Linked DNA regions of Mus musculus: all the other regions are linked to region 1. A link is a contact called in ENCODE Hi-C or POLR2A ChIA-PET data. All regions are on one chromosome and are shown on one strand. Each heading gives the region's core, a stretch centred on a gene start or an enhancer-like site at or near the end of the contact. The rest is flanking DNA. Distances are from core to core; before and after follow the strand shown. Region 1 holds the start of Hspd1 (heat shock protein 1 (chaperonin)). Region 2 holds the start of Coq10b (coenzyme Q10B). Region 3 holds the start of Mob4 (MOB family member 4, phocein).

The links. Hi-C counts contacts between places; a loop is a spot of excess contacts on that map. ChIA-PET counts read pairs that join two places held with the same protein, here RNA polymerase II (POLR2A).
Region 2: a loop to region 1 is called in a map of gastrocnemius, with 5 times the contacts of the local background. The contact joins the promoter of Coq10b here to the promoter of Hspd1 in region 1. A Hi-C loop is called at or near these places in 8 of 37 maps with a recorded cell type or tissue (gastrocnemius, heart and left cerebral cortex). POLR2A ChIA-PET finds 5 or more read pairs at or near these places in 4 of 5 experiments (Patski and embryonic stem cell).
Region 3: a map of left cerebral cortex shows a loop between it and region 1 (7-fold over the local background). The contact joins the promoter of Mob4 here to the promoter of Hspd1 in region 1. A Hi-C loop is called at or near these places in 22 of 37 maps with a recorded cell type or tissue (T-helper 1 cell, T-helper 2 cell, adrenal gland and 8 more). POLR2A ChIA-PET finds 5 or more read pairs at or near these places in 4 of 5 experiments (Patski and embryonic stem cell).

What each region holds. Positions count from the first base shown.
Region 1 is chr1:55,086,656-55,089,446 of GRCm38, reverse strand. Hspd1 (heat shock protein 1 (chaperonin)) reads left to right here and starts at 1,515. Exons shown (of 12, transcript NM_010477.4): 1 at 1,515-1,668; 2 at 2,506-2,681. The coding sequence starts at 2,508. Hspe1 (heat shock protein 1 (chaperonin 10)) reads right to left here and starts at 1,299. Exons shown (of 4, transcript NM_008303.4): 1 at 1,035-1,299; 2 at 232-396. The coding sequence starts at 1,037.
Region 2 is chr1:55,051,441-55,054,244 of GRCm38, reverse strand. Coq10b (coenzyme Q10B) reads right to left here and starts at 1,475. Exons shown (of 5, transcript NM_001039710.1): 1 at 1,255-1,475. The coding sequence starts at 1,370.
Region 3 is chr1:55,129,791-55,132,775 of GRCm38, reverse strand. Mob4 (MOB family member 4, phocein) reads right to left here and starts at 1,531. Exons shown (of 8, transcript NM_025283.3): 1 at 1,417-1,531. The coding sequence starts at 1,476.

The sequences.
Region 1 (2,791 bases), core at 266-2,765:
TGCAAACACGTCACACAAATACCTTTTGCCTTTCTTCAGAAACATAAAATAATTCTAAAACAATATAAAACAGTCATTTTCCTGAATGGGAGGTTCTTTGTGAATTGAAATTTGACTTGAAATTCTTCCCCCCAAAAATGCCATTGTAATTCATTTTTTTAATTACCAAAGGAATTCCCCTCCTTCCACATCACACTGGAATTCAGTACCACTCCAGGGGCACCAGTTTACCTTTCCTTTCCCTCCTGACCCCACAGCCACGACCGTTGCTTGCAACACTTTTCCTTGAGACTTTTCTGGAAGCATAATGCCACCTTTGGTTACAGTTTCGGCAGCACTCCTTTCAACCAATACTCTGTCAAAGAGCGGAAGAAACTTCCTAAAAGCTTGTCCAGCCTGTGGAGAGAAATGTGATCAAACAGAGTGTAAGTTCGAAGTGTCAGAACACGAACAGTTAAGACCACCGCAAGCCTTAACTCTCAACAGGTCAAAACTGACCTGTTCCAAAAAGGACAAGAAAATTCAAGTGTACTTTTAGAATATACTCAGTGTTCCACTCTATATAGGACAAACTGAGTTTCATTTCCCTGTCTGGTGTGTGTGTGTGTGTGGTGGTGGTGGTGGGGGGGGGTCTTCATTACTAATCAGCAATCGCCACCTTGATCTATTCCAAGGTCAAACATTTCTTTAATTTTTTTAAAAATTCGAATAACGGGGGAGTGGCGTCACTTTTCGAGCCTGGATCTTAGTCTTTCTCCAACATAGGACACATCCACTGAAGCCCTGCCAGGGCAGGTGGGCTTCTGCGTGTGCATCGGGTTCCCGCCCCCTGCCCCAGACGCTTTGTCGCACACGTGCGTGCGGCAAAGCCATGGTGGAGAGAGAAATGGCCTCGCTTCTGCAGAGCCATGGGCGGACACCGGACACTGACCAGACCCCGGACCCCTGTCCTATTAGTCCCAAAGCGCACAAGGGTTCGCCGTGGGCCGCAGGCCGAACTGGACCCGCAGGCCTGCCAACCACGAGACACTCACCATGACTCTCGCCTTCGCCGCCACCACCGCAGCTCCGGACTCTGAACTCGGGCCGCTGCTGCAAGGAGAGTCCTGCTGGCCGGCTGGGACACGTGAAAAGGCCGCGCAGCGCGCAGGCGCACTCAGCCCCCCGAGCGTGAGAGGGGGCGGCCACGCCGACGCGCGCGCCGATTGGTGGCGAGGGCTCCGCGCAAGGGGGCCGACGCGGGCGGCCGGAGGCGGAAGAAAAGGGGAGCACTTTCTAGGCTTTTCCAGGCCGGCCGCCGAGGTGAAAGAACGAGCCCCCCTCCCGGAAATGACGCCACTTGACCTTTCACCCACGGGACGCGCGGGGCCTTCCGGAAGGTTCTAGAACGGACCGTGGCCCAGGAACCAGCGTAGGGCGGCGGGAGAGGGCTGAGGCCGCAGAGCTGAGGCGGCTCTGGTACGGAGGGCGGGGCCGCGCGCGCCGCATGCAGATTGCAGGGCCCCGGCGTGGGAGAGAGCGGGGGGCGCGCGCGCGCACACGCGGGGCCGCGGGGCGGGGCGGGGAGGGAGGGGACTCGGGCTCATTGCGGTGCGCGCCCAGAGCTGGGTCCCTCACTCGCCGCAGACGGCCTGCCTCGCCTCGTGCTCTCCTGCCGCCGCCCCGCAGGTACGCGGCCTCGGCGTGCAGGGCGCCCCGGCGCTCGCGGGGGGCTGCTTGCAGCGCGGACCGAGCACGGAGGACTAGGGGGAGAAGTCTGGCAGCGACGCCGCAGGCTCGGCTCACTTGTCCAGGCCCAGCGGGGCCACGCTGGTTTCATCACGTGTGGCGGGGACCACGCGATCCAGGCCGAGCGCCGGAGCAAGGGCGGGCTAGGGTGGAAGCAACTTGGGCCCTCTGGTGCCACCTGCGCCTGGCGCACTGCAGGACTCTGTGGGAGGGTGGTCGGGGTCCTTTAGTCCCCGGTGGCCGCGGCGGTCCGGTGTTCACTTTGACCTTGCTCGGGGCTCCTGGTCGGGAAGACACGTGGGGCCGCGAGGCTGGACTGACCTACTGTCTTTTCCTCCGGCCTTGCTAGCTGCTGTGTTACCGTAGCTTCGGGTGGATACCTGGCGACACACTCAGAGGGTTTTGCACCGTCATGAGTACTTCTGTAGTTCTCTAGGCAATTGCATTTAGAACCTGCCTTGCTTGCACCAACTTGATTTTTTTCCTTTGGACACTTTTCGGAGTGGATCTGCTCCCAAGGCCGCTTTGGCAGTGAAAGATTAACTTGAGAGGGCAGAGTGGGTGGCCATGGGGATGTGGTTTTCTGTGCTTTGTGCTTATGCTGTTGGTCAGGCTTGGGGTCAGCCTCCATGATCAGTTGGCTAGCAGATTATGCCCTGAATCTGCAGCGCCCAGGCATGGTGGTTAGCAGAGGACAGCCCAGCTCCAATCTAGCCTCCCATGTTTTGAAGCACCGTTGGACAAGTTTGTAGTGATTTTTCTTTTTTCCTTCCCCAGAAATGCTTCGACTACCCACAGTCCTTCGCCAGATGAGACCAGTGTCCCGGGCACTGGCTCCTCATCTCACTCGGGCCTATGCCAAAGATGTAAAATTTGGTGCGGACGCTCGAGCCTTAATGCTTCAAGGTGTAGACCTTTTAGCAGATGCTGTAGCTGTTACAATGGGGCCAAAGGTACCAGTATACTTAAATGGTGTTAAAGAATATAGTAGCTGCAAGACAGCAATTTGTTATCAAGTTTTGTGAAAAATCTAATTTGCATGTGGTACAACTTAGTGGTCTAG
Region 2 (2,804 bases), core at 226-2,725, 35 kb after region 1:
GAGTACTGTAACATATTGAAAACAGACTTTGTAATCACTAATATTCCAAAACTACTCTCTCAAATAACATATTACATTAAAGGCCAGAACACAAGATAATGTAATACTTTTATGCATTTATATACCATTTTTGTTGCCTTTTTTTTTTTTAGATCCAGTCACTTGGTATTTCCCAGGCTGAGGCTGGTATGGACTTTCTGAGCATGAGCCTCGGACCATAAGCAGCAAAGCAACATTTAATCAGTAATATAAGCAGTATGTCCTGCTTGAAAAGCTATCTTTTGAGGATAAACTACCCGATTTCACAGTTTCAACATGTTTGTGTAAGATTTGGAGATGAAGCATGGCTGCTAGTTTCTGTTTGTTTTTGAGACAAATCTTACCTTGTAGCTCTGGCTGATATGCAACTAGCTACACAGACCAGGCTGGCCTCCAAAGCACCAGACCTGGCCTCTTGGCTGACATTTTAAAGTCTTCATTCAACCAAAATGTTCTGAAACCCAGGCAAGAGTTGGACTTTCTCCTCTGTAATGTATACATATTGATTCATCTCAAATACCAATTTTCTTTTCTTTTGGTCCTGAGACAGGGGCTCACTTTGTAGTTCGGGTTGGCCTTGAACCCACCGCGATACTTACTTGACTTTATTGCTAAAATTACAGGTGTGAGCCGCCACTCTGAGTTAATTTTAATTTTTGAGAATACTTTATTACAGTCTTATTTGTAATAGAAAACTGCATTGTAGACTTATAGTGTCCTTCAGGTCTCTAGGTTCATCTCCACCTAAAGGACCAAGCAGGAAAACCGAGGACAGAGCCATCTTCAAGGTTACAGGACCTCAAAGTTACAGTGTAGTGAAAAAAACAACAGGTCCTCTTTGTTGGCTGTGTTTCATTTTGCAAGCGCTGAGTGGCCGGGGTCAAAGAACTCCACAGCAAGTGAGAGAGCGTCTGACAAGCGGTTCACCGCCAGGACACGCACTCCCACGGCCCGGGAGCCGGCGCTCTCGGGCGCAGTTAAACTTTCCCGACGGCCGCCGCCCACCTCTTGGAGACCGGAAGGGCGGGAGCCGGAGACCCGGCTGCTTGTCCGTCCTCCCACGGCCGTCTCGTCGCTGACTCACCCCGATAATATGAGGTGCACGCAGACCAGCCGGCCGAGCGCCGCGCCCCGGGTCTCCGGAGCCGACTAGGGTCAGCGCCCCGGCCACAGGCCCGTCCCGAACCCGCCGCCCGGAAAACCTCCGCTCGCTACCTGACGTCGCGCGCAGACCCCCGCGCCGGGGCTTCCGTCACGGTGGTCGACTTCGGATGGCACCCCGATGCCACCCTCGCCAGGGCCCTCTGACTGGTCCGAGCTGCCATGATCATCTTTGTGAAGCCGGTAGCCAACGCGGGCACCCGGAACGAGGCGCCGCCCTCAGGCCGGCCTGGAGGGACGGCTCCTGCGCCTCTCAGCCAATCCGGGAGCCCTCTGAGCAGCTGGACACGCCTCTTCCCACTAAGTCCCTCCCAACCCCATGACGCCACGCTGACGCTAGGCTGACGCACGTGTCCAGTGCCGCCTCGGGACAGCCAATCGGGGCGCGGATCTCCGGGACACGCTCTGCTCCTGCCAGGAGTCTGCCACTTATGTAATCTTCGTGACGAACTCCTGGGTTCACCTACGGTCCGGGTTTTTTCCTGGAGCTATTTGGGGTCGAGTCTCGAGGCTCGGCTCGTGAGGGCCGCCCTGCCGGGGGAGGAAAGCCCAGGAGCTGGCTAATTATGTAACTGCCTCCCACACCCACCCCACCCAGCGCTGGCCCAGCGTGTTTTCGCTCCTGCTGCCGAGCCTGGCAGATTTTACTGTGTATTGACGATCTCAAACGGTACCTGCTGTGCTGACCCTGAGGTGTTGTTCAGAGAGCAACTTCGGGTCATACCGCCCCGAACAGGCCCAGTGACCTGTCAGTTCTAGCTGCCTTCTTCATACGTGGCCAAGATATGGTGTAGTGTTGCCTTTATGATCCAGGTTTTTCTCATTCTATACAAAGCAACAATTTTGCTTGCCACATTCAGGGATTGGATGAGGTCCTGACTTACATATAAGGGAGGGGCACACGTAACAAACGCATATGTGAAGGTCAGAGTCTTCCCATGTGGGTCTAAGGAATAAGAACTCACTTAACAGGCTTGCATAGCGATTGTTTTTTTTTAAATGATTAGCCATCTCACTGACTCTAATACAGTTTTTTAAAAAATAGAATTATATTTTATTACTATATGAATGTACGTGTGTGATGTGTGTTTGGCTTATGAAAGTCAGACGGCACATTTGTGAAGTCACCTCTTCACCTTCCATCTTTATGTGGGTTCCTGGAGATTCAATTTGAGTCATCAGACTTGCACAGCAAGTTCTACCCAGTAGGCCATCCTGCCTGCTGCATTTGGTTAGCAGAGCTTGAGGAATAAATGAGATTGTTGGTTAAACATAGGCAATAATATATTTTGAAAGACTTACTAGATGTTGGAGGTGTGAATGAGTCTGTCTCCTCACATAGCTCATATTCCAAAAGGGAAGATAGAACTAATGTGTACTGCATTATCGGGTAATTATGTGACTTGTATGTGGTGGTTTGAATATGCTTAGCCCATGGGAAGTGGTACTATTAGGAAGTGTAGCATTGTTGGAGTAGGTTTGGGCTTGTTGGAGGAGGTGAGTCACTGTAGGAGTGAGCTTTGAGGTCCAAAGCTTAAGCTTTGGCCAGAGCAGAAGAGACCCTCCTCCTGGCTGCCTGGAAAAGGGCATCTCTTCCCACCTGC
Region 3 (2,985 bases), core at 282-2,781, 43 kb before region 1:
AGCTCATGACTCAATGGTTTTTGACTCAAAAGCAATTCTCTAGGGCTAGAGATGTAGCTCAATTGATAGGTGTCATTCCCCAACACTGTATAAGCCCTGAATGGTGGTATGTATTGTAAGTCTAGCCCCCAGAGTTTCGGCAAACAGAGTCCAAGGTCACCTTCAACTATATAGTATAATTCGAGGGTAGCCTGACTTTGAGAACCTTCAAAATCCATAATAAATAGCAAGTCTCTAAATTGGATGTGTGTGTATGGGGGAGGCAGGTGGATCTCGGAGTTCGAGGCCAACCTAGTCTACAGAGCTACTTCCAGGAAAGTCAAGGCTACACAGGGAAACCCTTGAGAGAGAGAGAGAGAGAGAGAGAGAGAAGAGAGAGAAGAGAGAAAGAAGAAAGACAAAAGAAAGAAAAGAAAAACAGTAACTCTCTAAAACTCAGTAGCATTAAGTATTTTGATTTCCACTTGACCCTAAAAATTACATTTTAACAGAAAAAGTTTACTCAGTACACGGTAAGAGGCAGCAGGCTGGGCAGCAACAAGAACACAGCCTGCTAAAATTACATTTTAAACATATCTCTTTTGATTTTAGAACTTCTACTCAACGACTCAACCCATTTCCAAAGGCTGATTAATCCTATCAAGTTTGAATGTCAACGTGGGTGGTTTTTTTTTTTGGGGGGGGGGTCTTTTCCGTTCTTTTCTGTTCTTTTTTACTGTGAAGCATCCCTGGTTTGCAAGTCCTAAGAAGCACCAATTTACTCCCCATAGTGCCCTACTATTATTTTGATGTATATAATCAGTTCATTCCGACTATTGTCCACGCGCATTAGCATGAATATACGCAAGGAATGACATGTAACAAGTCACAACCTGGTGCCGAAAACTTGCTGGACCAGAGAACAGCTGCAGGGAAGCCGAAGGGAGTGGTGGCAAAGACAAACAACAGGAGGATAACGCAAACTAGTGCCACCTGCATCCGGCTAGACCAACTGGATGGAGCCGACCGGCAGGTACGTCACCGGCCAAGCTTGCTCCCGGTGAGGTGGGCAGTGTTTACAGCCCTCGACGCCGGCGGTCCCGACGCGGGGACAGCCCCCTGGTCCCCAGCTGGCCCACCCCACACCCGGGCGCCGTCAGCTGCCACTCACAGCAGGCAGCGCAGCAGCAGCCGCTGGTGACAAGCGTCAGCCCCGGGCCTCGGCGAACACAGCGGGGTCCTGCGTCTAGCAGGCCTCCAGGGCGGCCGGCGCCGGCTCGGCTGCCTCCGGGGCCGCGGCTCCGGAAGCGCAGGCCAGCCACCGCGGCCACGGCCCCCACCCGCTCGCCCTGGCCTCTCCTAGACGGAGTCCCGCCAGCAGGAGAGCCCCGGCTCGGCCCCGCCAACTCTGTGACAGGAAAGCCGTAGGGACGATACCTGCGCCTTGGTGCCTGGCCTGTTCCGCCTCAGCACTGCCGTCCCCTCCGCCATGACCATAGTGCCAGAGTCTGGGCGGCTGGCGTCGGTACCCGGATGTGGGGGCCGGCAGCTTGCGCGGGGGGCGGGGCACGGCGGGGCTCAGCGCTGCGGCGGCGGGGAGGGGCGGCAGCCTGCGGAACAGCCGCCGCCCGCGCGGAGCACCATGGGAAGAGTGCCGAGCCCGCGGCTCCGGCGGAGGGAGGAGCACAGAATGAACAGCCGGCGGAGCTCCGCCGAGGCCGAAAAGGAAGATGCGACCGGAAGCTGGGGTAGAGAGCCGCTTCCAAGGTCTGTGGTGCAGGTGACCCAAGCCTGCGTCACTTGTGGGTGTTTGTCCTTCAGCTGTCTATAGACTGGAAGGGCAGTTTGCACAATAGTGACCATCTCAGAAAAGCGAAATGAGAACATAATTCTCCACCCCAGATAATCTGGTAAATTTTTATAGAATCTTCATGGATTAACCCAATCTAGAATCAGATTGGCTGGGTCGGTTAAAGGGAAGACAGGAGGTACTGATAAATCTTGCTTCTAGGGTCCTCTTACTGAAAAGCCAAGGACTCTTTCAATGACAAGTTGGTTTCCGTAGATAAAAGACTCAATGCTAAATTAAAAAAAAAAATGCCCATCATGAGATAGAAAGCGCACATCTGTTATTGTGTGTTAGAGTTAAAATAAACTCACATTTTTGCAAGTCGGAAGCAGGAGGAAATGAATAGCCCTTGATGGCTTTTATGAATTCTGTATCTTAACAAAATTCCAAGTTTCTCGTGTTTTTAAGTGTGATGTTTTTTGTGTGTTTTCTTTTGTTGTTGTTTTGGTTTTGTGTTTTCTTTTTTTGGAGACAGCGTCTCCCTGATGTTCCTTGAATTTAAGAGATTTGTTTTGAGTGCTGGGACCAACGGAGTACACGGCATGCCCGGCCAGGCTTAGGGGTTCATGTGTAATCCAACCCAGGTGATCCCACACCTTTTTCTGAATCCCTTGGGCGCATGCAGGTAAAAAGCTTACACACATTAAATAAATAAGCAAGTAAATAAGCAAAACAGTTAAAAGAATTGTTTAGAATTCAAAGCCAGCATGGGCTACATAGAGAGTTCCAGGCCAGGCAGGGCTACAGAGCAAGACTTAAATCTTCTCTCAATCTTTCCCAAAATAAGAAAAAAAACACAGCATTTTTACCAGAATCTTTTTTTTTTCCAAACAAGAAAAGTTTGTTTTGGTTTATAGTACCATGGGACACCTGGTGAGGAAGTTGTGGACACTGGGTAAGTGCTCTTTATAACTTCAAGAGCATGGGGTTCAGAAACAGAGGTCTTAAGCTGGAGGCAGAAGCTGGTATCTGCATCAAGACCCGCCCAAAGTGAGCCACTTCTCAGAGCTGGGCCATGGTTAGAATTACACAACCTCCAAATCGAATCTCAAGCTGAACACCAAGTGTTCCAACATAAGAGCTGCGGCGGGGCAGAGTGGCGCCTTTAATCCCAGCACTCAGGAGGCAGATACAGGCTGATCTCTGTGAGTTCAGAG